2 separate regions of the Homo sapiens genome follow, and region 2 is linked to region 1. Evidence: read pairs that join two places in POLR2A ChIA-PET (ENCODE). Cell type or tissue: IMR-90. All regions are shown on one strand. Links, peaks and the distances in the headings refer to the core of each region. The heading gives the core; the rest is flanking DNA. Region 1 overlaps TPT1-AS1 (TPT1 antisense RNA 1). Region 2 overlaps GPALPP1 (GPALPP motifs containing 1).

What was found. Peaks named below come from ENCODE experiments on the same cell type or tissue, not always from the same donor. Only the 100,000 strongest peaks of a DNase experiment are listed, where the experiment ranks them.
Region 2: POLR2A ChIA-PET joins it to region 1 with 5 read pairs; 4 of 35 experiments call an interaction of 5 or more read pairs at or near these places.

The regions. Positions count from the first base shown.
Region 1 is chr13:45,343,707-45,359,782 of GRCh38, forward strand. TPT1-AS1 (TPT1 antisense RNA 1) reads left to right here. Exons shown (of 11, transcript NR_024458.1): 3 at 673-740. Among named protein-coding and RNA genes, the nearest start is that of TPT1-AS1, 10 kb to the left of the region's middle. In IMR-90, for the core only: no CTCF peak of the experiment used is centred there; no DNase peak of the experiment used is centred there; H3K27ac peaks cover 182 bases.
Region 2 is chr13:44,995,570-45,011,645 of GRCh38, forward strand. GPALPP1 (GPALPP motifs containing 1) reads left to right here. Exons shown (of 8, transcript NM_018559.5): 2 at 8,736-8,868; 3 at 10,633-10,734; 4 at 13,226-13,310. It also overlaps the pseudogene RN7SL49P. Among named protein-coding and RNA genes, the nearest start is that of GPALPP1, 14 kb to the left of the region's middle. In IMR-90, for the core only: no CTCF peak of the experiment used is centred there; no DNase peak of the experiment used is centred there.

The DNA of each region.
Region 1 (16,076 bases), core at 2,404-7,403:
CTGAAGAGTCATGGCACCCTAGATTAAAATCTTGCCTTTGGCCGGGCGCGGTGGCTCACGCCTGTAATCCCAGCACTTTGGGAGGCCGAGGCAGGTGGATCACTTGAGGTCAGTAGTTTGAGACCAGCCTGGCCAACATGGTGAAACCTCGTCTCTACTAAAAATACAAAAATTAGCCGAGCCTGTTGGCGGTTGCCTGTAATCCCAGCTACTCAGGAGGCTAAGGCAAGAGAATCGCTTGAACCTGGGAGACGGAGGTTGCAGTGAGCCGAGATTGCGCCACTGCACTCCAGCCTGGGCAGCAGAGCGAGACTCTGTCTCAAACTACAAACAACAACAAAAATTTTATTGATAAAATTGCGGGCTCTGAAAAGAAAAGATCTTGAACACCCAACCAATGAGAATAAACAGACGGTTGAGAAACAATTTAGTGAATAGTGAACAACTTTATTTAAAATGAAATAAGAATAGAAAAGAAAAATCATATATAAAGGCGAATCACAGTAAAGGTGAGTATTATTTTGTGAAGCTTTTATTTTATTTTTATTTTATTTTATTTTATTTTATTTTATTTTATTTTATTTTATTATTTTTTGAGAATGAATCTCGCTGTGTTGTCCAGGCTGGAGTGCAGTGGCACCATCTCGGCTCACTGCAACCTCTGGCTCCCAGGTTCAAGCGATTCTCCTGCCTCAGCCCCCTGAGTAGCTGGGATTACAGGCACGCGCCACCACTCCCAGGTATGTTTTAGATTTATGTATGTATGAATGTACTAGATCCCACATATATTTCTTCCTGTGGTTATAAGTCAAGTGTTTTGAAATCCATTGACTTGGGCAAATTTTCTTTTCAAATATATTACTTGGCACCATAAACTCTTCAATTTCAGCAAATGATTTTTTTAAATGACCCCAGTGTTTTGTGAATACTTATATTTGACTCTAGCTCATTTGAACAATTTTTGCCAGAAAGAGAAAACAGCCAAATGGAGATCTGGCTTGCTGTGTAGGGGCTGAGAGAAGTGTGATCATTCTGACCCTCTATTAGCAGGAAACTGCTCAACAGTCACATCTTGAAAGTAACTTGAGGCAACTGCAGGAGGGCTGCATGGCGGGAAAGAAATTGCTGAAAACAGGCTGGGTGAGCTGGCTCGTACCTGTGATCCCAACACTTTGGGAAGTGAAGTTGGGCGGATCACTTGAGGTGAGGAGTTTGAGACCAGCCTGCCCAACATGGTGAAACCTCGTCTCTACTAAAAATAATAAAATTAGCCAGGCATGGTGGTAGGCGGCTGTAGTTCCGGCTATTCGGGTGGTTGAGGCCTGAGAATTGCTTGAACCTGGGAGGTGGAGGTTGCAGCGAGTCGAGATTGCACCACTGCACTCCAGCTTGGGTGACAGAGCGAGACTCTGTCTCAAAAAAAAAAAAAAGAAATTGCAGAAAATTTTTCTCCCCTCCCTTTTTCACTACTGTCCTTGACTAGTTAAAAAAAAAAAAAAAGCCGGCTGGGCGTGGTGGCTCATGCCTGTAATCCTAGCACTTTGGGAGGCCGAGGCAGGTGGATCACCTGAGGTCAGGAGTTCAAGACCAGCCTGGCCAACATGGTGAGACCCTGTCTCTATTAAAAATACAAATATTACCTGGACGTGATGGCAGGCGCCTGTAATCCCAGCGACTCGGGAGGCTGAGGCAGGAGAATCACTTGAACCCGGGAGGTGGAGGTTGCAGTGAGCCTAGATAGTGCCATTGTACTCCAGCCTAGGCAGGCCAAGGTGGGAGGCTCACTTGAGGCAGAGTTTGAGACCACTCTGGGCAACATAGCGAGACCCCATCTCTGAAAAAAAAAATTGTTGAAAACACCTCAGTTTTCTCTCCCTCTGAAAAAGAAGCTACTGTCTATAGAAACAAAAGGCGGCCCGGCGTGGTGGCTCACGCCTGTAATCCCAGCACTTTAGGAGGCCGAGGTGGGTGGATCACGAGGTCAGAAGATCAAGACCATCCTGGCCAACATGGTGAAACCCCGCCTCTACTAAAAAATACAAAAAATTAGCCGGGCGTGGTGGCGGGCGCCTGTAGTCCCAGCTATTTGGGAGGCTGAGGCAGGAAAATGGCGTGAACCCGGGAAGCAGAGCTTGCAGTGAGCTGAGATCGCGCCACTGCACTCCAGCCTGGGCGACAGAGCAAGACTCCCGTCTCAAAAAAAAAAAACAAAAGGCATAGACTTCGCTCAAATTGTCACCCTCTCCACAGGCTATCCTTGACCATCATGTTTAAAATTACAATCCCTGCCTCTTGGAAATCCCTGTGTTTTTGTTTTTTTTCCTTTTGAGACGGGATCTCATTCTGTTGCCCAGGCTGTGAAGCGGCACAATCACAGCTCACTGCAGCCTCCACCTCCCTCCTCAGCCTCCCGAGTAGCTGGGACTACAGACACGTGCCACCATGCCTGGCTAATTTTTCTATTTTTAGTAAAGTCAGGGTTTCACCATGTTGGCCATGCTGGTCTTGAACTCCTGGCCTCAAGTGATCCACCCACCTTGGCCTTTGAAAGTGCTGAGATTACAGGCATGAGCCACCACGCCTGGTTTTTCTTTCTTTTTTTCTTTTTTTAATTTTGAGACGGAGTCTTGCACTGTCGCCCAGGCTGGAGTGCAGTGAGGCAATCTCGGCTCACTGCAAGCTCCGCCTCCCAGATTCACGCCATTCTTCTGCCTCAGGCTCCCGAGTAGCTGGGACTACAGGCACCCGCCACCACGCCCTGCTAATTTTTTTGTGTTTTTAGTAGAAACGTGGTTTCACCATGTTAGCCAGGATGGTCTCGATCTCCTGACCTCGTGATCCACCCGCCTCGGCCTCCCAAAGTGCTGGGATTACAGGCGTGAGCCACCGTGCCCGGCCCCATTTATCCCTAATATTTATTTGTGGGACTAATTAACCAACATGTTATTTCTTTTCTTTTTTTTTTTTTTTTTTTTTGAGATGGAGTTTCGCTCATTACCCAGGCTGGAGTGCAATTGCACAATCTTGGCTCACCCAAACCGCCACCTCCTGGGTTCAAGCGATTCTCCTGCCTCAGCCTCCTGAGTAGCTGGGATTAGAGGCATGTGCCACCACACCCGGCTAATTTTGTATTTTTAGTGGAGACGGGGTTTCTCCATGTTGGTCAGGTTGGTCTTGAGCTCCCGACCTCAGGTGATCTGCCCACCTCGGCCTCCCAAAGTGCTGACATTACAGGTGTGAGCCACCATGCCCAGCCCCAACATGTTATTTTCTTATACTTACTTTATTTTCTGTCTCCCCTCCAGACAATGTAAGTGCCATGGAGGTTGAGAGAGTTTTTTTGCTCACAGTTGTATTCCCGGTGCATTAAACAGTGCCTATGGCTGGGTGCAGTGGCTCATACCTGTAATCACAGCACTTTGGGAGGCCAGGGTGGGCAAATCACTTCAGGTTAGGAGTTTGAGACCAGCCTCTAGGTCAGGAGTAGAGACATGGCAAAACCCTATCTCTACTAAAAATACAAAAAATTAGCTGAGCCTGGTGGCATGGGTCTGTAATCCCAGCTACTCGGGAGGCTGAGGCACAAGAATCCCTTGAACCTGGGAAGTGGAGGTTGCAGTGAACCAAGATCATGCCACTGCACTCCAGCCTGGGTGACACAGTAAGACTCCGTCTCAAAAAAAAACAAAAAAACAAAACAAAACCATAGAGAAGAGCTCTTCCCTGGGAGGAGGAAAAGTGGCCTAAGACATAGTTAAATCATAAAAGCAAGTTGTAGAACATCACTCCTTCATTTAACACCCAGATACACATGACAAAAACCAATAGACTGCTCTACCTATGTGTATATATTTACAAAAGCAAACATGAGAATCTAGAAGGTTATGCATCAAACTGGTAACAGTGGCTAATTCTGGGAGGCAGCTGGGGAAAAGTGAGTGGTCAAAGGGGAACTATAGCATTAATTGTTTCAATTTAATATCCAATAATGTTTCATATTTAATATCCAAAATATTCTTTTTCTCATAGATACCAAACATAATAATGCAAATAAAGTATGGGGAAGTATTTATATCATATGTAAACAATATATAAGGAAAATGCACCAAAGAAATAAGCATATATACCTGAAACAAGCTAAGGGAGGGCCATGCATAAATTGTTGGCCAGGCGCAGTCGCTCACACCTGTAATCCCAGCACTTTGGGAGGCTGAGGCAAAAGGATAGCTTGAGCCCAGGGTTTCAAGACCAGCTTGGGCAATGTAGTAAGACCCCGCCTCTACTTTTAAAAATAAATGAATAAATTGTGTGGCTGGGTTTTCTGATCACTCAAGCAGTATGTGAGTGTGAGTGTGTGTGTGCGCGCATGAGCACGCACAGGAGTGAACTAGCTTGATTTTTGAAAAATGGACCCATAAATTGTTTTGCTAAAAATATCAGCAAGTCCTTATTTGGGAGTAGTGAAGAGGGGCTGGGTGAATGCTTGCCAACATGCCGCAGGAGGAAGATAAATTATCTTTTTACTTTCCACGTTTTCAAGTGAAGAGCATAGTGAGGTGGGAATTAGAGATAATAGAATTTGAAAAGCATATTAATTTTTTTCATTATGCTTTGCCTTGCTTGAAAAATTATTGCTAGCAGCTTTTAGAGTTCTATGTAGCACAGCTCCCTCAAACATTAAGGAGGCCATTGGTGCAAACCGAAAATACAAATAAGACAGTAAGGTGAAGCCAGGGGTAAGGATGATATCAAAGGATGTGTCATCAAGTCCTGCACAGTTGTCAGAGGTGGACTTCACACAAGGCATTTCTCTCATGGGCCCTCATTATGTGATTTAGTCTCAACGAAACCCCTACAGTGAATTTAGTAATGGGTGGCCTATGGCTTCTTTCTTTTTTATTTTTTTATTTTTTGTGATGAAGTCTCGCACTGTCGCCCAGGCTGGAGTGCAGTGGCGCTATCTCGGCTTACTGCAACCTCCACCTCCCAGGTTCAAGCGATTCTCCTGCCTCAGCCTCCTGAGTCCTGGGATTACAGGCATGCGACCACACCCAGCTAATTTTTATATTTTTAGTAGAGACAGGGTTTCACCGTGTTAGGCTGGTCTTGAACTCCTGACCTCGTGATCTGCCCGCCTTGGCCTCCCAAAGTGCTGGGATTACCAGGTGTGAGCCACCACACCTGGCCGGTTTATATCTTTTTACTTTTCTTTTTTTTTTTTTTTTTTTTGAGACGGAGTCTTGCTCTGACACCCAGGCTGGAGTGCAGTGGCGCAATCTCGGCTCACTGTAACTCTGCCTCCCAAGTTCAAGCGATTCTCCTGCCTCAGCCTCCCAAGTAGCTGGGATTACAGGTATGTGCCACCACGCCTGGCTAATTTTTTGTATTTTTAGTAGAGATGGGGTTTCACTGTGTTAGCCAGGATGGTCTCGATCTCCTGACCTCGTGATCTGCCCACTTTGGCCTCCCAAACTGCTGGGATTACAGGCATGAGCCACGGTGCCCAGCCCATTTCTTACAACTTTCTTCGGTGTAGGCCTAACCTTCATATTCAGTTCAGTAAAAATAAGCCTACTGGTAGGTGGAACAAAGGGCTCCTGCCTCACAGCTTGCTTGCTTGCTGTCTGTCTTTTCTTTCTTTCTTTCTTTCTTTCTTTCTTTCTTTCTTTCTTTCTTTCTTTCTTTCTTTCTTCTCTAATGAAGTCATAACTTAACAGCTTTCTGAGGTCTGGATTGATCCACAGGTAAAATTTTTTCATGATCTGTAATGGACAGAATATTCTTCCAGCAATCTGCCACAAGTATTGCTTCAGAACAAAGACTTGAAGGGCAGAGAACATTGGCACATACCCTCTAGGGAATCCCAAACCGTCCCCAAGATTTCTGCTGATGTTTATATTGTCATAATCACTGATGACATGTGGGAAGGAAGAGAGTGGATTACATCACAGCAATGGAACTTCAGATTAAACTCTGAGTGTCCCTGTGCTTAAAATATTATCACTCACCCACCATGACTTCCCGCAGTCCCCAACTCAGACCAGCTCACTGGCTCTTGTCTCTCTTTCCTCCTTAGCCCCACTCCCCATCAGTAGGAAAAAATAAGTGACAAATCCCTCTTGTTTTCCCATAAAGAGGCAGCATAAATATTCTTTTTTTCCTTCCTTAAAGGCCTCTCACTTTTATTACAGGTAACTTATTAAAATATTTTCCTGAAAGCAGTTCTTTCCCTAAAGGAGATTGTCTACTAGCGCCAGAGTGTTTGATAAAAATTGAGTAGTATTAGGCCAGGCTCTGTGGCTCACGCCTGTAATCCCAGCACTTCGGGAGGCCGAGGCAGGCGGATCACCTGAGATCAGGAGTTCGAGACCAGCCTGACCAACATGGAGAAACCTCGTCTCTACTAAAAATACAAAAATTAGCTGGGCGTGTTGGCACGTGCCTGTAATCCCAGCTACTCGGGAGGTTGAGGCAGGAGAATCGCTTGAACCCAAGAGGTGGAGGTTATGGTGAGCTGAGATCGTGCCATTGCATTCCAGTCTGGGCAACAAGAGTGAAACTCCATCTGAAAAAAAAAAAAAAAAAAGAAATTGAGTAGTATTAGCTTTTTATTAATTCATTCAGCAAATACATATGACGCAATCACGATGTATCAGGTTCACTCCTACTAGATGTACATGAACAAGGCCTTTCCCTGAAGGAAAAGTGGAATAGACATGAGATTAAGCATGCAAATTACAGCCTCTTCCTCAGAGAGCTGCCGATAGCAACTAACCCTGACAAAAGTCAATCACAATATCAGTTCCTTCCTCTACAGAGTGTTAAAAGTTTCTCGGCTGGGTGCGATGGCTCACGCCTGTAATCCTCTGTAATCCTGAGAAAGTGCCTGTAATCCTGGCACTTCAGGAGGCTGAGGCAGGTGGATCACTTGAGGTCAGGAGTTCGAGACCAGCCTGGCCAATATGGTGAAACCCTATCTTTACTAAAAATACAAAATTTAGCCGGTTGTGGTGGCGGGCACCTGTAATCCCAGCTACTTGGGAGGCTGAGGCAGGAGAATCGCTTGAACCTGGGAGGTGGAGGCTGCAGTGAGCCGAGATCATGCCACTGTACTGCAGCCTTGGCAACAGAGTAAGACTGTGTCTCAAAAAAATAAAAATAAAAAAAGAGTGTTAAAAGTTTCTGAAGAGAATAGTCAAAGCAAATTTTTAAACTTTAGAACTCCTTTAATAACTGTGTTTTCAGCAGTGACCTAAAATTGCTAATGCTTACCGATATGACCATCTTGGGGTCTCTGAGGGGCATTGTAATGGCGCCCTTATTCCTCACCAGGGTTCTGAAGCAATTAAGATATAAGAACAGGGAGGCAGCAGATGGAGACTAAAATGTCACCTTTACTACTGACAAAGGCTAGGTTGGAGGGCAGAGATTTTTTTTTTTTTTTTGGAAAAAAAAATTTTTTTTGAGACAGAATCTCACTATTTTGCCCAGGCTGGTCTTGAACTCCTGAGCTGAGGCAATCCTCCCGCCTCAGCCTCCGCAGTAGTTGGGATTACAGGTGTGAGCCACTGCACCTGGCAGAGGTCAGAGACTCTGTGAGCAAGTGACTTCCTAATACTTTATAAGACTTAAGCCTAAAATGAGACAGACAGGCCTCTAAACCTTACTAAGTAGAGGAGGGAGTGGTAGGCCAGCTCCTAATAGGAAAAAGGGAGAGAAAGAGGCTACACATGTCAGTTTGTCCTTCCAGATTCCCCATATAGGTGACAAGGGGAACAAGGCCATGGGCAAAGCAGATTCTCACAATGGAGTATGGTTGATTCCTTACAGGATCTCCTTTTGAAGTTAGAGAGAGTAGCTATACCTTAGGAAATCTGGCTGGACAATTAAGCTGGGTTTATTAAGAATATATGCAGGATGAAAGTGGAGTTAGCTGGTACCCATCCCTGGGCCTTATGGTTGTGGAGGAGTTCACTTAGGGTAACTATCCTGTATGTGCTGGCAGTGGTGGGGGAAATACTTTTGTTCTTGGGGCCCAATCTGTTCCAGGTGGCCATGAACCTGCTTGTGAGCCTGTGGTGAGGAAGATGAGAACGAGAAGGGGACAGCTCTTGGGACTGGACATTAGTGCTTTCAGGTCGATCTGTGATGCTTACCCCGGTTTTTGTTCTGTTTTCGTTTTTGGGACAGGGTCTTACTCTGTGACCCACGCTGGAGTGCAATGGCACCATCACGACTTACTGAAGCCTCCACTTCCCGGGCTCAAGTGATTCTCACACCTCAGCCTCCTGAGTAGCTGAGACCACAGGTGTGCACCACCACACCCCACTAAATTTTCTGTTTTTTTTGTCGAAATGGGGTTTTGCCATGTTGCCCAGGCTAGTCTCAAACTCCTGGGCGCAAAAGATCTGCCCGCCCACCTCGGGCCTCCCAAAGTGCTGGGATTACAGGCATGAACCATAACACCTGGTTTACTCAGAGAATAGCGAACGCTTCCTTGTGCCAGGGAAGGTGGAGCAGTCATGACTCAGGCTTCGGGAGCCTCAGGCTCGCAGCTACAGGCTTATACACACTCACATCAAATGCTAATGGGGCCCGAGTCAGAAAGAAATTAGCCAGACTAAGAAAAACAAGACTTTGGAAATATAAACGTTTGAATGAACATTTTAAGCATGGTATCTGCCTGCCACCTTGGTTCTCAAAGTGGTCTCCCAGACCTTTTCAGGGATCTATTACATCAAAACTATTTTCAGGGTTTTTTTTTTTTTTTTTGAGACTGAGTCTCGCTCTGTCGCCCAGGCTGGAGTACAGTGGCACGATCTCGGCTCACTACAAGCTCCGCCTCCTGGGTTCACGCCATTCTCCTGCCTCAGCCTCCCAAGTAGCTGGGACTACAGGCGCCTGCCACCACGCCCGGCTAATTTTTTGTATTTTTAGTAGAGACGGGGTTTCACTGTGTTAGTCAGGATGGTCTTGATCTCCTGACCTTGTCATCAGCCAGCCTCGGCCTCACAAAGTGCTGGGATTACAGGTGTGAGCCACCGCACCCGGCCTTGTTTGTTTTTTGAGACGGAGTTTCTCTCTTGTTGCCCAGACTGGTGTGCAACGGCGTGATCTCGGCTCACTGCAACCTCCACCTCCTGGGTTCAATTGATTCTCCGGCCTCAGCCTCATGAGTAGCTGGGATTACAGGCATGTGCCACCATACCCGGTTAATTTTGTTTTTTTTTTTTTTTTTTTTTTTTTTTGAGACGGAGTCTCGCTCTGTCACCTAGCCTGAACTGCAGTGGCGCGATCTCGGCTCACTGCAAGCTCCGCCTCCCGGGTTCACGCCATCCTCCTGTCTCAGCCTCCCGAGGAGCTGGGATACAGGTGCCCACCACCACGCGTGGCTAATTTTTTTTTTGTATTTTTAGTAGAGAAGGGGTTTCACCATGTTTGCCAGGATGGTCTCGATCTCCTGACCTCGTGATCCGCCCGCCTCGGTCTTTCAAAGGGCCAGGATTACAGGCGTGAGTCACCGCGCCTGGCTAATTTTGTATTTTTAGTAAAGACGGGGTTTCTCCATGTTGGTCAGGCTGGTCTCGAACTTCCGACCTCAAGTGATCCACCTGCCTCAGCCTCCCAAAGTGCTGGGATTACAGGCATAAGCCACCTCTCCTGGCCATTTTTTTTTTTTTTAAATAGAGACATGGTCTTAGTATATTGTCTGGGCTGGTCTCAAACTCCTGGGCTAAAGCAATCCTCCTGCCTCGGCCTCCCAGAGTTCTGGGATTACAGGCGTGAGCCACTGTTTTTAAGGCTGGGCACTGTGTGGCTCGTGCCTGATATCCCAGCACTTTGGGAGGCTGAGGAGGGAGGATCACTTAAGGCCAGGAGTTTGAGAACAAGACCAGCCTGGGAAACATAGTGAGACCCTCTCTCTACAAAAAAAATTTTGAAAATTAGCCAGGTGTGGAGGTACATATGTGTGGTTCCAGCTACTTGAGAGGCTGAGGTGGGAGGATTGCTTAAGCCTGGGAGGTTGAGGTTGCAGTGAGCCGTGTTCATGCTACTGTACTCCAGCCTGGGTGATAGAGTGAGACCCTGTCTCAAAAAAAAAAAAAAGTTTTTAAAAAGTGTAAAAGACTTCCAAGATGAAAAGTTGGAGAATTACTGGCCTACCGTAATACAAACCCCATGTCAGGATCTGGAAATATGCAAATAAATGAAAGGTTAAGGAATACACACTAGCCAGGTGCACACAAGCAGGGTATACCATTAGCTGATTCTTTTGAGCAATTAGTTTTTATTATATGGACCCAGTCTTATAACTGATCATGTTTCCCTTCTCTCTTTGACTGCTAGCAAGCTCAGAGCCAAATTTGGGCTTATTTCTGTTAACAGGATCTTACAGAATGCTTTTATGTTACAGCTTACTCCTGGTTATACCCAATTTCACTACTTTCATTTCCCCTTTGTCCTGATTTGTTTTGCTTTTGTTTTCTTTTTTTTGTTTTGAGACAGGGTCTCCCTCTGTCACCCAGGCTGGAGTTCAGTGGCGTGATCTGGGCTCACTGCAACTTCTACCTCCCAGGCTCAAGCAATACTCCTACCTCAGCCTCTCAAGTAGCTGAGACTATAGGCGTGCACCACCATGCCTGGCTAATTTTTTGTTTTTTTTTGTAGAGACAGGGTTTTGCCATGTTGCCCAGGCTGGTCTCCATCTCCTGAGCTGAAGCAATCTGCCAACCTCGGCCTCCCAATGTACTGGGATTACAGGTGTGAACCACATCACCGTCTCAATCACCGTCTCAATTTTTTGTTTTGTTTTGCTTTTTGTTTTTTTTTTTTTTTTTGAGATGGAGTCTCGCTCTGTCACCCAGACTGGAGTGCAGTGGCACAATCTCGGCTCACTGCCACCTTTGCCTCCTGGGTTCAAGTGATTCTCCTGCCTCAGCCTTCCAGATAGCTGGGATTATAGCTTTGCACCACAACACCTGGCTAATTTTTGTATTTTTAGTAGAAACGGGGTTTCACCACATTGGCCAGGCTGGCCTCATACTCCTGACCTCAAGTGATCCACCGGCCTCAACCTCCCAAAGTGCTGGGATTACAGGCATGAGCCACCATGCCCGGCCTCAATTTTTATACCGAGGATTTTCCTCGTATGTATTTTACTTGCTGTGCTATCAGGTATACCTCTGTAAACCACATACAATTCTGTTTGAAACAAGGCAGGACACAAAAAAGAAATACCTAGAGTGAGAACTCATGGAATTTCAAATCTTTTTTTTTTTTTTTTGAGATGGAGTCTCACTCTGTCGCCCAGGCTGGAGTGCAGTGGCACAATCTTGGCTCACTGCAACCTCCGCCTCCCGGCTTCGAGCAATTCTAGTACCTCAGCCTCCCGAGTAGCCAGGATTACAGGCACATGCCAGCACGCCTGGGTAATTTTTGTGTTTTTAGTAGAGATGGGGTTTCACCATGTTGGCCAGGTTGGTCTCGAACTCCTGGCCTCAGGTGATCCACCCTCCTCAGCCTCCCAAAGTGCTGGGATTACAGGCGTGAGCCTCTGCACCTGGTCCAAATCTTTTTTAAAATGCACTCTTAAAACTTGGGAATGTATAAAATACCATTCCTGCCTTTGATGAACTTAAAAATCTATTGTCATACGTGTAAATGGTTACCAGAAACAACAGAATATGATAGATCACAAAGGTAGTACAAGCAAAGTCCATAGGAAGGGTTGCACCTTCTCCCCAGAGGCAAAGTTAAAATGAATGGAGCTACCAGGATTTAGCGTTTCTTTTGTAGAACTCTAGGAATTCAGGGAAAGAGAGGCTCATTCCTGCCTTAATGGGAGGTTTCAGGGGAAGAGAGGCTCATTTCTGCCTTTATGGGGGGTTTCAAACTTCAGTAGAAAACACTGTAATTGGAAAATGGCTTGAAGACTAATTGAAAACATCAGCATATTACCAATTCTGAGATGCATGTTTTTCACATTTTAAGATTTCTCATCTTGGGATGCATCTTATGGTATGCCATGATTACTTGTCAGAATTTTTTTTCTAAGTGATACATAAAATAATCATGCTTCTTATGATTGATAATGTCTTAGATTAGATGAAGACCATTATTAGTTACTATTATTATTATTAATTTTGAGACGGAGTCCTGCTCTGTCGCCCAGGCTTGAGTGCAGTAGCACGATCTCGGCTCACTGCAACCTCCGCCTCCCGGGTTCAAAGGATTCTCTCACCTCAGCCTCCTGAATAGCTGAGATTACAGGCACACACCACCATGGCTGGCTACTTTTTTTGTATTTTTAGTAGAGACAGGGTTTCGCCTTGTTGGCCTGGCTGGTTTTGAACTCCCGACCTCAAGTGTTCCACCAGCCTCGGCCTCCCTAAGTGCTGGGATTACAGGTGTGAGCCACCGCGCCCGGCCTTATTATGATTATTGTTATTATTTTGAGACAGAGTCTCACTCTGTCGCCCAGGCTGGAGTGCAGTGGCGCGATCTCAGCTCACTGCAACCTCCACCTCCCGGGTTCAAGCGATTTTTCTGCCTCAGTCTCCTGAGTAGCTGGGATTACAGGCGTGCGCCACCACACCTGGCTAATTTTTGTATTTTTAGTAGAGATGGGGTTTCACCATGTTGGTCAGGCTGGTCTTGAACTCCTGACCTGGTGATCCACCCGCCTCGGCCTCCCAAAGTGCTGGGATTACAGGCGTGAGCCACCGTGCCCAGCCTAGTTAGCATTTTAACATGCCATATGTCTACCACAGTGGTTCTCATGGTGTGGTCTTTGAGATGTCTGTAGCATTGTACAGCAGAATGTGGCCTACTGCAGATGAATGCTGTGTGGCTAACAAGTTGCTAGAAGACCATCACCTATTGAATGGAGAGAGGTGGGGACAGACTAATGGAAAGCAATGAAGGTCTCAGCTTCCAGTTCTGGGTTTTCATCCTCCTCTTGCCTCAACCTCAAAGACTCTTCCCAGCTCAAGAACTGGGGGCCACCCTTGATAAAGCTTTATCTGGCCCCTGATGTATTCTCATCTCCCCAGCTACCTTGGCCTAGATCTGCAGAAATCCCTTTCCTTTTCTTTCTGTAAAGCAAAAGCTGAAAATTTTCAAAAATAACATGACCAGAGAACAAAAGAAAATCAAGTACAGAGAAAACACTGTAGCATGAAAACAAACGTATGGATTTTGCATGAATTTCAAAACAGATTTTACAACTTTCTCATCCTAATGGATGTAAGGTATAGCTACAGGTTTGGCTAATGGAAATTTCAGGGCACCTGCTCTTTCCCCTTAAAGCTATCAGGGTGGAGTGCCAAGCTCACTCTTGACCATGTGGATTTGGGTGGGCATGGAGAGAGGCATGCTGGGAGATTCAGGCCCTCCCCAAATCACCTTCCATGTGCAGTCTGCCAAGGCCACGTTGCTGACTGGGGTCAAGACAGCCTACAGCTGCCTTGTTCCTGAGGCCATGGCCGGATAAGGAAGCCAGCTTCCAGTCCAGCCCTTCCGATTCCTCGCCACACTTCAAGCTTATGGCTCTGATTGCCACTTCTTCCTGGAAGGCTCAGATATAACTTCTGAAAGTCGTGTTTTCACCAGGACCTCTTTTCCTGTGTCTCCTTCACTTGCTCAAAGGAAGCAGATGTCCTGTGGTTTCTCCCTGTAAGCAAAGATTAGTTTCTTCACCAGTTCTGGTCAACTAGAACCTGGCCCTTACCTTCCCGGTAGTCATGGAGCCTGTGGTTTGGCTGGCTCCGCACAGGGTTAACAAATGCCTCTTGGGGAAGACAGTGTGGTCTGGTGGAAAGAACCACCACTTACTAGCTACATGACTACTAAGCCTGCAAGCCTCTGTTTCCTCACCTGTAGAATGGGGTGTGACTTTCACAGTAGTTGTGAGGAGTGACTGAAGTCAAGCATATAAAAGCAACAAGAAGGGACAGGTGTGGTGGCTCACGCCTGTAATCCCAGTACTTTGAGAGGCTGAGGCAGGCAGATCACCTGAGGTCAGGAGTTCGAGACCAGCCTGGCCAACATAGTGAAACCCTGTCTCTACTAAAAATACAAAAATTAGGCGTGGTGGTGTGGGTCTGTAATCCCAGCTACTAGGGAGGCTGAGGCAGGAGAATTGCTTGAACCCGGGAGGCGGAGGTTGCAGTGAGCCGAGATCACACCACTGCACTCCAGCCTGGGCGACAAAGTGAGACTCTGTCTCAAAAAGAAAAACAGACAATTTTTTATAGCAATGGGACATCATCTCACAAGGCATTTGTTTCACTAAGAGAGGAATTTTGAGACACATGGTATTTCCAAAGCACTTTCTGGCCAAGGAGCTCAAATGACCGTACGGATATTCTTAAGGAATGAGAATTACCACTTCCTTTCCTGGCAGCTTTCTTTTTTTTATTATTTTTTTTTGAGACGGAGTCTCGCTCTGTTGCCCAGGCTGGAGTGCAGTGGCGTGACCTCGGCTCACTGCAACCTCTGCCTCCCAGGTTCAAGCAGTTCTCCTGCCCCAGCCTCCTGAGTAGCTGGGATTACAGGCACACTTTTCGCTGGGTGCGGCGGCTCACGCCTGTAATCTCAGCACTTTGGGTGGCTGAGGTGGATGGATCATTTGAACCCAGGAGTTCGAGATCAGCCTGGGCAACATGGCAAGACCCCATCTCCACAATAAATATAAAAATTAACGAAGCATGGTGGCACACACCTGTAGTCCAAGCTACTCGGGAGGCTGAGGTGGGAGGATCACTTGAGCCTGAGAGGTGGAGGTTGCAGTGAGCCGAGACTGTACCACTGCACTCTAGCCCGGGCAACAGAGTGAGACCCTGTCACACAAACAAAACAAAACAAAACAAAACAAACAAAAAAACAAAAAACGACTCCACCCCTGCCTGTTGCCCTCTTCCCAGAATATATGGGACTTCACACCACACACACACACACACACACACACACACCAGTTTGGCCACTCATCAAGGAATACATCAAACAAACACTTTTACAGCTGATTGCTTTACAGGATCATAATTTTAATTTCTCAGAGATCTCATTTAGTTTTCTCTACCAGTGATACCTATGACAGTTTCTATTATCAGAATGTCCTGACTTTAAGCATCAGGGCCCTAACTCAAGTCACCAGAGGCAGCTTGAAGAGGACCTCTGCCTTGGCATGCTGTATGAATGTTTGTGTCCTTAGGGCTGGCCGAGCAGGGCTCAACCTGGGCACTTTAAAAACATGGTATCTGGCCTGAATTCATGGCCAAGGATATTTGTAAAATGATGTGCTTCTCATTGGGAATAGAAGGCACATTAAGGTTGGAGGCAGAGGAGAATGGAAAGCACAGTTCCTATGTTAGCTCAGACAGGAAATGATGGACATTCAATTCCATAAGCCCAGCGTGTGACAGCATTCTGAAATAGATTGCCTTCAAGTTTCTTTTTTTTTTTTTTTTTTTTTTTGAGACTGAGTCTCGCTCTGTCGCCCAGGCTGGAGTACAGTGGCACGATCTCGGCTCACTACAAGCTCCGCCTCCTGGGTTCACGCCACTTTCCTGCCTCAGCCTCCCGAGTAGCTGGGACTACAGGCGCCCGCCACCACGCCCAGCTAATTTTTTGTATTTTTTTTAGTAGAGACGGGGTTTCACCATGTTGTCCAGGATGGTCTCGATCTCCTGACCTCGTGATCCGCCCGCCTCGGCCTCCCAAAGTGCTGGGATTACAGGCGTGAGCCACCGCGCCCGGCCCAAGTTTCTTGATTTTATCTGGATCTTACACCACTTTGAGAATCTGATAAAATATATTGACCTTTTCCTCAGAAAAATGCATATATCCACAAAATTTTGCATATGATATTAAGTGTTTATGAACCTGGCCTGGCTAACTTTGTATTTTTAGTAGAGACGGGGTTTCAACATGTGGGCCAGGCTGGTCTCAAACTCCTGACCTCAGGTGATCCACCTGCCTCGGCCTCCCAAAGTGCTGGGATTACAGGCATGAGACACTGTGCCCAGCCAAGATTCAGTTCTTAGAATGAACCAAAGTGCTCTTTGTCCTGTTTGCTG
Region 2 (16,076 bases), core at 6,469-11,468, 340 kb before region 1:
AGTTCAGGAGCAAAGACTAAATTACCCCCTAAGTCCCTGGGACTGTCCCAGTTTTAGCACTAAAAATCCCACATCCCAAGAAGCCCTTCAATCCCAAGCAAACCAGCACAATTGGTCACCCTATTTCTGTCTTCTGTAGCAGTGCACCTTAAACTTGAACATGCACATGGATTACCCAGAGATCTTGTTAAGATGCCAACTCTGATTCAGGTGATCTGGGTGAGGCCTGAGATTCTGCATTTCTGACAAGCTCCCAGCTGCTGCTGCTGCTGCTGGTCCTGCTGGTGCCAAGACCACAGTGTTTGTGGTGAGGGATGGGAGCACACGTGGCTTTCTCTATCTGTAGTTATTGTGCTGGATTGTTTGCTGGTTTGCCCCACTAAACCATGAGGAAAGGAACCACGTCCTAAGCCTCTGTAATCCCCAATACTAGCAGGGTACCCAGCACAAAGTGGGTACTCAGTAGATTCCTTTTGGCGGAGTAGAGGACAGTAAAAATTCCTGGTCAGGCGCAGTGGCTCATGCCTATAATCCCAGCACTTTGGGAGGCTAAGGTGGGAGGATCACTTGAGCCCAGGACTTCAAGAACAGCCTAGGCAACATAGTAAGACCTCATCTCTACTAAAAATTTAAAAATTAGCCAGGCATGGTAGCATGCACATGCAGTCTCAACTACTTGGGGGGCTGAGGCAAGAGGATTGCTTGAGCCCAGGAGTTTGAGGTTGCAGTGAGCTGTGATCACACCACCGCACTCCAGCCTGAGTGTTAAAACAAGACCTTGTCGCAAAAAAAAAAAAAAATTCCTTAAGAGGGGCCCAGGATTTATGGGGGTTGGAGAAGCCAGGACCTGCATGAATACAGCTAACCATAATCCTTTGTATGGAGTCTGGAAGAAACCTAATGGCTGGCTGGGAACGGGATTTTTTTTTTTTTTTAAACAGCATCTCACTGTCATCCTGGCTGGAGTGCAGTGGCATGATCTCAGCTTACTGCAACCTCTGCCTCCTGGTTCAAGTGATTCTCCTGCCTCAGCCTCCTGACTAGCTGAAATTACGGGGATGCACCCTCACATCTGGCTAATTTTTGTATTTTTAGTAGAGATGGGGTTTCACCATGTTGGCCAGACTGGTCTGGAACTCCTGGGCTCAAGTGATCCATCTGCCTCAGCCTCCCAAAGTACTGGGATTACAGGCGTGAGCCACTGTGCCCAGCCTCTTTTTTTTTTTTTTTTTTTTTTTTTCCAGTTTTTAAAAATTGTGATAAAATACACATAACATGAAATGTACCATCTTAACCATCTTTAAATGTACAGTTCAGTGGCATTAAATACATTCAGATGATTGAGCAACTATTACCAACATATCCACATCTCTTTTCATCTTGTAAAACAGAAACTCTGTACTCACTAAGTAATAACTCCTCATTCCCCCCTCCAGCTCCTGACAAGCACCATTCTACTTTCTGTCTCTATGATTTGACTACTTTAAGTACATCATTTGAGTGGAATCATACAGTATTTGTCTTTTTTTTTTTTTTGGACTGGCTTATTTCACTTAGCATAATGTCCTTAAGTTTCATCCATGTGGTAGCAGGTGTCAGGATTACCTTCAAGTGAAGATTCCTGAATCCAGTCTGTTATCTGTCCTGTGTTCCTCACACTCTGCTGTCCCAGAAGGAGATCTGACAAGCATGACCAGAGTAAAGAGGAGTGAGGGAGCACACAGGTCTGAGATGGAACAAGTTAACTTCATTTGAATACTCTGAAAATTGACTGCTGGAAAATGTCCCCCAACGTCATGTCATTAGAAACCCTGGGGTGCAAATATTTTCTCAAGAGCGATCCACAGACTCCATATGCTGTTCTATGGAAGCTGAGTGGAGCCTTGGCCATTTTGACTCTAACTCCAGTCTCCTATCTGCAGTGACCTTCACCTCCACTAATTTCACCTACATTTTAAGCTGGAGTAGTGAGTCTACCCTACTCCAGCTCCAAAAACTCAAATTCAAATCTCATTCTCAGCAAGAACCCCTTATTCATTCATTGTTCTCACTCAAGTTACTCCCATTTCATTTGCTTTTTATTTTTGTTTTTTAACCTCATTGAGCCTTCCATCCCTAAGTACTTCTATCCCTAAGTACTTCCATCTGAGAGGAGTGCTTACATCCCTACTCCTGTTAGACTCCATGGTCCACCCATTCATCCACTCTCTTGCTGGTGCTCTCAACTGCTTTATCCCATTGGGTATTCTGCCAAACCCATCTAACAAAAGCCCAGCCCTGGATCAGTCCAAGTGTTTACCCCTTGTGAGCCTACAGCCAGGCTTCCTAATGCTGCTAGAAGAAACCTCACGCCTCCACAAGCTAATGCTGCTAAAAGATGGCCTGTTCCCTAACTGGGTCCATAGGTCTGTCCAGTAATCCTCACAGGCTTCACCTCCTTTCTCTTCCCCAATCTGCAACCTTGGCTTTTTAAAACTTTCCCTTTCTTTCTAAAACTTTTATTTTTCCGTCTACTTCATTGAACAAGTAGATGCCATCATAAGAGAACTTCCTCAATTTTCTGTTACTGTATCTAAAAACTATCCTAAATCCACGCCAAGCTTTTTGTCTGCCCTTTGGTAACAATAGAAGAGGTATACTGCTTCCTTCTAAAGCTAATCCTTCCATTTTTACTCTGACTCCCTTCCCTGTCCTTAGGGCTGCCTGCCCTTAGCATTTAACCAAAACATTCAAATCTTTCCCATCTTTGAAGAAAACTCTACTTCATATCCCCCTCTAGCTGCATCTTTTTCTTTCTCACTGTCTCTGGGTCTTCTATTTTCTCCTTAACCCATTGCATTTCTGCCCTCACCAGTCCACTGAGACCCTCACCAATTCAAGGCTTCCTTTTCAGTCCTAGTCTTCCTTGACCTCACAGCAACATTTGGCCCCTCTCTATCCTCTCTTGGTTCCAACCATCCTGAACACCTTTCAGTTTTCTAAATGTGATGACTCTTTTGCTTTCAGGCTTTTGCAGATGCTTTTCTTTCTGCCTGGACTACTCTTCGTCCAGTCCCCACCTTCTTTGCCCAGCTAACTCAGGTCCCACCCCTACATCACTGCTTCTAGGAAACATTCTTTGATGTTAACTACCTACTGCCTGTAAAAGATGGGTTGGGTGCCCCTTCTTTATATTTGCATGATTTAACCATGTCATGGGGTCAGCAAACTTTTCTTGTAAAGGACCAGATAGTAAATACAGTTGACCCTGTAGATCTGCAGGTTCTGAGTCTTCAGGTTCAACCAACTCTAGATTGAAAGTACAATATTCAAGGGAAGTGGAACCAAGGCCATAGCCACAGATTTTGGTAGCTGCAAACAGGGGAGTTGGTCCTGGAACCAATCTCCCGAGAATACCGAGGGACAACTGTACTTTTGACTGTAGGTCAGTAGGCAAAATCAAGATTATTGTAAAAGTATGTGTACAACAAGAAGGAAGCAAACTTCACAAAATTTTATTGTTGCAATCTAAAACATAATACCATATAATTTTTTTGTAATACAGGTCTACTAATGAGAAGAACAGAATTGGTTTTGGGGGAGTAACATTTCATTTCATCGGAGTTCAAGTTAGCATTCCTAGTCATCAGAATCAGTTGTGGATGTTCATCTGTTAATGCTGATCTGTAATGAGATTTTTATGTATTATACTGAGTTCATTTTTTTATATGCATATCACAATTCTGTGTGATATGAAAGGGAAATAAGTGAAATATAAGGAACGCGTAACTCCTGTTCTCATGGAATTTATAATCTATTTGGAAAATTATCATTGCAATAGGAGAGCCTCCTTAATGACGACAAGCATCACTGCTTTAGGAGAGATATGGAATAGTTCATTACATGTTCCCAAAATAATTTTTTGAGATTATTCATAGTTCAGAAGGATATCTATAAAAAAGTGAAGCCAGACATGTCCTTACTTTTATTAGGGGGTCTGTATTGTGGCGTATACTGACTGACACTTTTAATATTCTTCTCTTTTTTCTTGAGACAGAGTCTCACTCTGTCACCAGACTGGAGTGCAGTGGCGTGATCTTGGCTCACAGCAACCTCCGCCTCCCGGGTTCAAGTGATTCTCCTGCCTCAGCCTCCTGAGTAGCTGGGACTACAAGCATGTGCCACCACGCCCAGCTAATTTTGGTATTTTTAGTAGAGATGGGGTTTCACCATGTTGGCCAGGATGGTCTTGATCTCTTGACCTCATGATCCGCCTGCCTTGTCCTCCCAAAGTTCTGGGATTACAAGCATGAGCCACTGCGCCTGGCCCCTTTTTTCTTTTTTATATCGCCATCTCAGTATTCTATCATTTCATGATGAAATAGTTGTTTATTTTGAACAACTCAAATAGAAATTAATGGTACTATGTGCTGAATGTTACTTTTTTATACTATTTTTCCGTGATTATTTTTAAAAGGCCAGGTTTTCTTAGATGAGTTTTATCTTCATCTGCTTATTATCTTTTTAAAAAATGTATATCTCGTTTGTTTCTTTAAAAATCCATGGCAATTTTTTAGTTGTAATAGCACCAGGTGTGGTGGCTCATGCCTGTAATCCCAGTGCTTTGGGAGGCCAAGGCAGGAAGATCACTTGAGGCCAAGCGTTCAAGACCAAGCTGGACAACATAGTGAGACCCTGGTCTCAAAAAAATAAATAAAATAAAATTTAAAAATTATCTGTGCATGGTGGCAAACACCTGTAGTCCTAGCCATGCAGGAGGCCGAGATGGGAGGATCGCTTGAGGCCAGGAGTTCAAGGTTACAGTGAGCCATGATCACTGCTTTCTAACCCAGGCAACAGAGCAAGACTAAATAAATAAATGAGTGAATGAATACATAAATAAAAGGTATGTGTGTACGTTATAATACCAAGAACAGCACATATTTAGACCATATTACACATCTAATTGCTTAAAATATATAAAAGAATAATAAAATTTTTTCTTGATACAAACCTATCCAAAATTGGCCAATAGTATACAATTGATAAATTACATGGATAGCAGTCACATATAAGAAGAGAAAGAAGCAGAAGAGGAAAAAACATATCTTCCCTCTTTAATGTACTTAGAATCAAGAAGATGAAAAGAGCCAATCACTCCTGTGGGGTCACACATGAGGTTAGAGGTCACATATAGTCTCTAAATTATAAATAAATTGGGGAACACTTACATACTAAGACATTAAGTCTTCTTTAGTAAACCCTAAACAGCAGTTGGAGATAGGAATCCCATCCATGATGCTTGATGTTTTCCTTTTTGCTGTAACGCAGCATGCCTTAGAGTTATTCTTTTCTAAGGCATGTTATTACCTGTTCTATAGTAATGCACCAAGAGAGATAGGAAAAATTTTTTTGAAATAGGCCAATGATTCCAAAACTAGCCTTAGTTTCTCCCCTGAGCTTTACACTGTAATAATGTTTGGCTATGTCCCCACCCAAATCTCATCTTGAATTATAGTTTCCATAATCCCTACATGTTGTGGGAGGGACCTGGTGGGAGGTAACTGAATCATGGTGGTGGTTACCCTCATGCTGTTCTCGTGATAGTGAGTTCTCATGAGATCTGATAGTTTTATAAGGGGCTTCTCCCCCTTTCTCTCTGCACTTCTCCTTCCTCCTGCCATGTGAAGAAGGATGTGTTTGCTTCCCCTTCCACCATAATTGTACGTTTCCTGAGGCCTCCACAACCATGCTGAACTGTGGCTCAATTAAACCTCTTTCCTTTATAAATTACTCAGTCTCAGGTATTTCTTCATAGCAGCATGAGAACGGACTTACACACCCTATACACCCTAGTATGCCCAAGTACCACTGATAGCACCACCTAAATTTTTAAGGCTGTATGAAACTTAAAATGTGAAAAACAAACTCTCAACTCTCCCCTCCCAGCCTATTTTCTTCCCAGCCTTCTCCATATTAGAGAATACCATTGCCCTTCACCTGCCTAGCTAGTCAGGCACAAAACCTAAGACCTATCCTTGGTTCCTTTTTTTTTTCTTCTCACCTCTAACATCCAAACCATTAGCAGTCCTCTTTGCCCTTACATCAGAGTATGTTGCAAATCAAACCTTTTTTTTTTCTTTCTTTTTTTTAGATGGAGTCTTGCTCTGTCGCACAGGCTGGAGTGCAATGGCGTGATCTTGGCTCACTGCAACCTCCACTGCCAGAATTCAAGCAATTCACCTGCCTCAGCCTCCTGAGTAGCTGGGATTACAGACGCACACCACCATGCCCAGCTAATTTTGTATTTTTAGTAGAGACAGGGTTTCACCATGTTGCCCAGGCTGGTCCCGAACTCCTGACCTCGGGTGATCCGCCCACCTCGGCCTCCCAAAGTGCTGGGATTACAGGCGTGAGCCACCACACCTGGCCCACACCATTTTTTATCAGCTTTCTAATGCATATCCCCTGTTGCTGATCTCTCTTGTCTATTGTCCACAAGCTGACAGTTTTTTGTTTGTTTGTTTGGTAATTCATATCATGTCTGTCCTGACCCACAACCTCCCAATGACTGCCTGTTGTAATTAAAATCCAAACTCCTGCTGGATGTGGTGGTGCATGCCTGTAGTCCCAGGTACTCAGGAAGCTGAGGCAAGAGGATCGCTTGAGTCCAGGAGTTCTGGGCTGTAGTGCGCTATGCATTCTGGTATCCACACTAAGTTCAACATCAGTATGGTGACCTCCGGGAGTGAAGGACCACCAGATTGCCCTAAGGAGGGGTGAACCAGCCCAGGTCGGAAACAAAGCATGTGAAAACTCTGGTGCTGATCAGCAGTGGGATCGCACCTGTGAAAAGCCACTGCACTTCAACCTGGACAACACAGTGAGATCTCGCCTCTTAGGGAAAGGGAACAGAAAAGGGAAAGGGAAAGAGAAGTCCAAACTCCTTATTGTAGCCTGTACTAGCATTTATTGAGCACTTGCTATATGCCAAAGACTTTGTTAGGTGTTTTGCATATATTAACTGATATAATCTTCACAACAGTCCTGTGAGGTTGAAACTATTATTAACCTCATTTTACAAAGCAAGAGTGTAATAGGAAGGTTAAGTAACTTATCCAAATCACACAGCTAGTAAGTGGCCAACCTGGAATTCAAAGCACAGAGTCTGCCTCCAAAGCAAGAGTCTGGCCCCTTTATACCATCCAACTTGATGTCGTCATTTTGCTTTTCTTTAGCCACACTGGCCTTTTTATTCCTCAAGCACATCAGGCTTGCTCCCTGCATAGGAGTTGTGCACTGGCTGTTCCTCTGTCATCTCATCATTTAAGTCTCCATTCAAATGTCTTTTTCTCAGAGAGATTTTTGCCTTACCACTGTCTTTAAAATTACCCTCCCACATATACAGTGTCACCTTTTTCCTATTTTCATAGTAGCATTTACACTATCTGAATTGATCTTAATTCTTTTAATGTTTGTTTCTCTAGAAGTATTTACTTAATAACTGTTGTTGGATGGATGGTTGCTGACTATTGAGTATTGGCTAGTATAGTGGTTAAGGATATAGGCTTTGAAATCAGACTCCTGGGTTCATGTCACAGCCCCACTACTTAGTTGTATGAAGTTAGGCAAGTCACTTAACAATTCTTGGCCTCAGTTTCTCCATATGTAAAATAGAAATAATATCTCCCTTATAGGATTGTTATCAGAATTAAATAGAATAATGTGTATGTCTCTTAAAACAATTCATAACACCTAAGAACTCAAACCATGTTATTTGTTATTTATTTATTACACTTAAGTTTTTGTAGTAACAAATATTACTATTACTATAATATTGAATGAATGGCATACCCAGAATACTCTTTGGAAAATCATGTTTCCAGGCCCTCCTCCAGGCCAACTGGGTTAGAATATCTGAGAAAAGGGCCCATGAATCTTTTAAAAATACATAGATTTTAGGGAGTCTGATAAATATCCAACCTTGGGAACTATGATAGTAGGCTTTTAGCATCACTATTTAGGATCAACCTGGACAGTTGTGTCTGTGTGACATCATCAGTGACATCATGACACTGCAGTGACACCATATAGTAATTTGTAATTTTGCTGAGATGTAAAGTGAGAGCAAGTCATTCTGATAAGTGGACCTAGAAGACCCTTACCACTCTCCCTAACATCCCCATTACAGTGCAGCCTCATTCTCTTCCCTGTATCTCTGTTGGCAAGCAGTAAAACTTAGAGTGACTCTAATTTTATTTCTGCTTGGAAAATCATCTCAAAAAGAAAACTAACCAAGAAATATGGGGATGCCAGGAAAGATTTTTTTTTTTTAAGTAGTGGTTCTACCGTAAACTGTAAGAAAAAAAAAAATCATGAAGCCATTGGGGTTTTTTTTTGTTTGTTTGTTTGTTTTTTTGTTTTTTTTGGCAGGTGCACCAACCAATGCAAAAACTGCACATTATCAAGGAAATTACATGCTATTGCTATATCTATAAGTTCGGGTTTATAAGTTCAGATATTAACAAAGCTTTTGTGAATCTCATGAAAGAGATTGTGTAAGACATGATTTCTGCCTTCCTAGAGCTGGAAAGACAAAACCACTGTACACAAACAACAGCAATTGAGATTAAAGTGAATAATAAATGATAGACAGCCAGTGCTGTTTATTTCAGAAAAGAAAGTGAAAAATATCAGCTAGAAGGGTTCATTGAAACAGTAGTGGCTAGTGATGACAAACAACAAGTGTTCTTTAGTTGCAGGACCAGCTCTGCCCCCTAATTATAAAAGCAGTAGTTCAGATTCATCAGACAGCGATGAAGACAGTAGTTCTTTGTACGAAGAAGGAAATCAAGAATCTGAAGAAGATGACAGTGGTCCAACTGCAAGGTCAGTCATTTAATTAAATTAAATGATAGACCAAACTTCAGAGCTAGTATAAGTTGGCTGGAACAGATAGCTAGTAAGGGGATATCATATTTCCATTTATACAGCACAGGGAGAAATCATTTTGTGTGGCATTTCATCCTGAATTATACCTTTTACAAAGAAATTTATTCTAGTAGTTTGCAGCTATAGAGATATCTAGAATTTCAATATATATGTATATTTTTTCCTGAGACAGGGGCTCACTCTGGCGCACATGCTGGAGTGATGTGGCACGATCTTGGCTCACTGCAGCCTCTGCCTCCCAAGCTCAAGCGATCCTCCCACCTCAGTCTTCTGAGAAGCTGGAACCACAGGTGCCCGCAAATTTTTGTATTTTTTGTAGATTTTTTGGTATTTTTTGTAGAGATGGGGTTTCATCATGTTGCCCAGGCTGGTCTCAAACTCCTGGACTCAAGTGATCTGCCCGCCTCAGCCTCAGAAAGTGCTGGGATTACAAGCATGAGCCACCACACCAGCCAATAAAATTCTTACATAAATGATTTTTCTTAAGATGTCATTGAAGTGCCAAAATAGGCTACATAAACCATAGAATTTCTTATTAAAATTATATATGCAGTGTATGTTTTCTTTAAATAAACTAATGGTTTTCTTTTTTTTTTTTTTTTTTTTTTTTTTTTTTGAGATGAAGTCTCACTCTGTAGCCCAGACTGGAATCCGGTGGCACGATCTCAGCTCACTGTAGCCTCTGCCTCCTAAGTTCAAGTGGTTCTCCTGTCTCAGTCTCCCAAGTAGCTGGAACTACAGGTGTGTGCCACCATACCTGGCTAATTTTTGGATTTTTTAGTAGAGACAGGGTTTCACCATGTTGGCCAGGCTGGTCTTGAACTCCTGACCCCAAGTGATCTGCCCGCCTCGGCCTTTTAAGGTGCTGGGATTACAGGCATGAGCCACTGTGCCCAGCTGAATGATTTTCCTCTAATCTGGCCTTACCCACTATGAGTCTATGTAAATGAGAAGTCAAATCTTTGTTTATTATTGAGTAACAAGCTTTTTTGATTCATTTTAAATATTATCAGGTGGAAATAGCAACTTAAAACCCTTCCTTAGATGAGAATAAAAGTCACAGTCATAAACTTTTTACTGAGAAACATCTGACCAATAGACTTTGAAACTGCATTGAGGGGAATCTTTAATACCACAGAAAATATAGAATAGTGATATATTACTGCTGTAAAGAAATAACCAATCTGTATTTTAGGCCAAAAATAAATTCCAGGAAAAGACTAGTTACGAACTATTGTCGTAGGCCAGGTGCAGTGGCTCACGCCTGTAATCCCAGCACTTTGGAAGGCCAAGGTGGGGAGATCACTTGAGGTCAGGAGTTCGAGACCAGCCTGGCCAACATGGTGAAACCCCGTCTCTACTAAAAAATACAAAAATTAGCTGGGCGTGGTGGCGCTTCCCTGTAATCCCAGCTACTTGGGAGGCTGAGGCAGGAGAATTGCTTGAACCTAGGAGTGGGAGGTTCCAGTGAGCCAACATCACGCCACTGCACTCCAGCCTGGGCAACAAGGCAAGACTTCCTCTCAAAAAATAAAAAAAAAAAAAGAACTATCGTAGTATCCAGTTTTTATTTGGCAGGATTAATTTATTGTTGCAGTGTTTATACAACTAGATTTAATGCTTTTTTAAAAAAAATTAAAATGTGCTTTTGTGAAAAAAATTTTGACATATATGCATAAAGTTATACTACTATGTTTTCAGAAAACAGAGGAAAAATCAGGATGATGACGATGATGATGATGATGGGTTTTTTGGACCAGCCCTTCCTCCTGGATTTAAAAAGCAGGATGATTCTCCTCCAAGGTGATAATGTGTAATATTTTAGGCCAGTCTTTCTTTAAATATTTTAACTAATGAATCTTTAATGAATTAAAGAATTGTCTGAAATTATGTTTTAACTGAAATATTTATATAACATTTTGAAATGGGTCATTCACCAGGAAAAGAAGTTGTTTCCTACAATAAAAATAATTATTTACATGTTTATGACACTTTCATAGTTTACAAAAAACTTCCACATCTGTTATTTGATATTCACAAAAGTGTTTTGTGGTAAACGAGGTGGATCACCCCTCTCCCCACTTTATAAACAGATAAGGTCACACACATAGTAGCAGACCTGGAGCTAGAATCTTGATGTTGTGACTTTTAATTCAGTTGTTTTCTTAATTATTTATCAATAGAAGAAACACATCCCCATGTGCCATGTTAGACAATTGGACTAACTTCTCTGAATCTTAAATTTGTTATCTGTAAGCTAGGATAACAGCATGTACTTTACAGAATTGTGATGATTGAGGTTTCATAGTTACATACCTTGACTTTGTGTGTGGGTGTTTAATTTATATGGAGCCTGGCACAGAGTAAGTATATAGTAAATATTTATTCCTGTCTTCTTCCCAGAATTGTAAAATTTTTAAATGCCAAATATAAGATCGCACATCAAATTGTTTATAATTCATAATACTGTATACCAATATGCAAGAACAAGCAGAAAAGGCTTTTTATTTTATATTCAAAGTTTATAATCACATTTGGCAGCTCCTAACTTCCATTAACTTTAGTTGTTTCAGATATACAGGGATAGGCAATCTACAGTCCCCAAACTAAAAATGATTTTTGCATTTTTGAGAGTAGCTGAAAAAACAAAGACAGATATGCCACAGAGACCCACATGTGGCTCTCAAAGCCTAAGAGTTACTATCTAGCCCTTTATAGAAAGTTTGCTGACCCCTAGGATGTAACATTCCTTTTAAGAAAACATATTACTTAAATGTATACCAATTTTATTCTTAAGAATATTATTTTGGCAATAATAAAATGTATGTGTAAAATAAACAGCTGGCATTATATATTGGAGTTAGAAACCTTTTATAGTATCATAACATGCCATGGTTTTATTCCTTTACTATGTTTTATGATTTTATATACCAGTAATTTTATCACCACCAATCCCCTGAGGCCAGAAAGTTAAGCTATAATTGCATTTGTAGATTGCTAAAAATTGTACTCAGAAAAAACCTATGCTGTACTCATAGCTTATAAATGATACCTAATTTTATCTTTTTAACAGTGCCAAACTTCCCTGTCTTTCATAAGCAAATTGTTCTGCTCAAAGAAGTTTCATGAATCAAGACAAGAGATTATTAAATGGTCAGGATGGGAACCCAGACTTTCTGACTGTCAGTACTGTTATTTCCCCTGCCAGGATGCCTGTCTGTGGGGTTCTGATAGAACATGGTGCAACCTGGAAATTTTAGCTTAGGACTTCAGTGCCATCTGGGTTGGTAACACTGGCACAGTGACAACTATGGAAAAAACATTTGTACAAAAGCAAGGATGAAGAATCTTAAAAGTGTGAAAGAGAGCATTTTTTTATTTTTTATTTTTATCTTTTTAATTTTTTCCTTCATAAAGTAAGGCTGTCTCCTTTTAAGACCCAGTGTTAAGGCAAGTCTCTCTTTTGAAGTGATGACAGTTGCCTCATTATTTGGCAGTAGGGCAGCTGGAAAGAAAATGCACTTTGACATCAAGTAGACCAGGGTTTAAACTCTAGCTCAGCCACTTACTAATTGTGTTAATCTTGGACATGATTTTGCTCATCTTAAAAGTGGAGTGACTTACACTGACCAGGATTGTTTTAAGGAAACAGATGCACTGCTTGAAATATGGTTAGCACGGTACCCTTTTCCCTTTCTGTGGGTCTTAATGAACTAGCTGCATTCTTCTACAGTTCCACATCATTACTGAGGACAATGTATAGATTTTTAATACTGCCATGTTATATAGACCACAGATTGCTGGCATTGTCTGCACATGCTATATATGTCCTTAGAAGAACTCAATTTCTACTTTGGTAGTTCTGACCATAATTATAATGCCCCTAAGGTATCTTTCACGGGATAATGAATCTCAAAACTGAAGGAAAGCCAAGGCACAAAATAAAAAAAGACCATCACAGATTTTAGTACATCAATTTTTTTAAAACATTGCCATTTTTATTTAATATAGTTCTTTTTAGGAAGTGTGCATATGCCAGTGTCACAAAGATTGAGAATTATTGGCTTAGTCTCTAATTATTGACTAACAAGTAGAAAAGTCAAATGTGAAAATTAGGTTTTTAAAAGACGTCTAGCAGAAAGATACTAGGTAATACTAGTAAAAATAAAGTGTTAAATAAAATTCTTATTTTCAACATTTGTCACTATTTGGCTTTATTATTTTTGTGAACTTTTATTCTTATAACTGCTTTTTAAAGTCAGGGAGAATGATAAAAGTACATTTTATTTTTCAGGCCCATAATAGGTCCTGCATTGCCACCTGGTTTCATTAAATCTACACAGAAAAGTGACAAGGGCAGAGATGATCCAGGACAACAGGTATCATCATCCCATTTCAACTCTAAGGTTTGGAAAGTTTTCATTGAAAGAATAAGATGTATTGTAACAAACTCCAAACTTTATGCATGCAGTTACTACAACCACTGGACTCAACTGTAATGTAAGACTCAGTTATATTCAGATTAATTTAAGATTGTAACATAAGTAGATGAAATAAAAAGCTGTTCACAAACCTGAGATTCTGTTAGGAAAATAACAGGATTGACGGGGTGTTACCTATTCATACTTCTTATCTTTGAAGGGGGACTTTAAGGTGTTAGAAGGATGGAACATGAAGAAAAGTTTAAGGAATGATTGTGATTTGGCCTTTAGGAGAGAAGGTTGAAGAGCTTTTTAACAATGGTCTTTACCTTGAAATTTACTTTCTCCTAACTAAGCTTTAGTATCTGTGTATAAAAAAATGCACTGGTGGATAAGTGATTTTAGGAAAAGATAGACCAAATGACTTTGGAGTAAAGTATAAAGGCTGTTTTTCTCCTTAACAAGAGTTGAGATTTGTAGAGTACTTTACAATTTGTAATGCATTTTCCCTGTATGTGGACCTTATTTTATCTTCTCCACGGTTTCATGAAATAGATATTATCTGCACCTTACAAATGCTAAAGACCAAAAAAATTGGGTACCTTACCCAAGATTACACAATTTTTACTGATCAAAGCCATGGCACAAACCCAGTTCTTATGACTTTAAATCACTTGTTCAATCTGTTATACTGCAGTGCCTTCCTATGTATGAATTCATATATTCCAGAGACTCCTGTTTATCTCCACTAAGAATTCAACAGTTACACTGAGGTTGTTACTCAAAGGATGTATAATGCAGTGGTTAAAATTATGAATTTCAGAGTCATTTACTTATTCTTTCAACAAATGCTCATAGAACACCCACAGTGTGGCAGGCACATAGTCACAGAAATGAATCTGTCAACAAATTATTTTGTTCCTATCTTCATAAGACATCCAGGACTCAGCCACTTCTGCTCCCACCCTGGTCCAAATAACCATCAAATTTCACCCCTTTTATTGATTTTCATGCTTTATGTAGCCCTTTCTCCTCTATTACCCCTTCTCAACACAACAGCTGAAGGGGTCCAGATGAAACAAAGGCAGATCAAAGTCAGATCATGTCACTAACACTCAAAACCACCAAATTACTCCTCCTCTCCCTAAGTCAAAACCAAAGTCCTTTTAGGGCCCTATACAGTCTGGCCTCTATTAGCACTCTGATTTTATCTTTTGCTTTGATGTGACCACACTGGGCTCCTTGCTGTTCCTCCTCAAATACAGCAGGCCACTTCCTACTCCTGAGCCTTTATGCCTGCTGTCCAAGCCTATGCAAAATGGTCTTCTCCTACATATCTATGTGGCTGGCCTCCTAGACCTTCAGTTTTTTTGCTGGAATATTATCTTTCCAATACAGTCATCTCTGGCCTCCAAATTAAAATATGCTAACCTCCTCTTCCCTTCTTTAATTTTCCCCATAGTATTTATTACCACCGAAGATACTATTAATTTTACTGCTTCTTTTTGTTTATTGTTGACCTCTTTCCGCTAGAATGTGGCTCCATAATAACAGAGATTTTTTTTATCTTATCACCAGTGCCTTATACATAGTAGATATTCAGAAGTATTTGTCGAATGAATGAATGAATCAAACACAGTGCCTGCCCTCATCACACTTACAAGGTAGTGGGGAATACATACATCAGTTTCTAACATTGTCAATTATTCAAAAGATGAGACAAAATATAAATGGAACCATGATGGGGGAATGTAATCTGAAAATGAGAAAAAGTCTTTTTCAGCCAGGCGCAGTGGTTCATGCCTGTAATCCCACACTTTGGGAGGCCAAGGCGGGTGGGTTGCTTGAGCTCAGGAGTTCAAGACCACCCAGGGCAACATAGCAAAACCGCATCTCTACCAAAAATACAAAAAAATAGCTAGGCATGGTGGCACATGCCTGTGGTGCCAGCTACCTGGGAGCTGAGGTGGAGGATGGCTTGAGCCCAGGAGGTGGAGGTTGCAGTGAGCTGAGATCATGCCACTGCACTCCAGCCTGGGTGACAGAGCGAGACCCTGTCTCAAAAAGAAAAAAGAAAAAAAAAGAAAAGGTCTTCTTATCTGAGTGAATGTCTACTAACCTGAAGTTTGATGAATTGGAGCTAGTTCAGCAAAGAAGGCAAGGAACATTGTTCCAGAGAGAGCAGATGGTTTATTTGAAGGCAAAAGAGAGTGTGGAGAGGATGAAAGTTAGGGTTAAAGAAGTTCAATATGGTTAGAATGGAGAATGCAGGGAGAATGGTGAGAGAGAAGGTGAGGAAAGTAGGTAAGAGCTGTTCAAAGCTTTGCGTTGAGCCTAGCTTGGGTACGCTTAGCTTCATGATCAGTAACATGCAGGTCATTACACTTACTTCATAGGGTTGTTATAAGGATTAAATCAGAATAGTAGTTGTATTAGTCCATTTTCACACTGCTAATAAAGACATACCCAAGATTGCGTAATTTATAAGGAAAGAGGTTTAATTGACTCACAGTTTAGCATGGCTGGGGAGGCCTCAGGAAACCTACAATCACGGTGGAAGGGGAAGCAAACACGTCCATCTTCACATGGCAGCACCAAGGAGAAGACTGAGTGCCCAGCGAAGGGGGAAGCCCCTGATGAAACCATCAGATCTTGTGAGAACAAACTCACTATCACAAGAACAGGATGGGGGAAACCACCCCATGATTGAATTATCTCCACCTG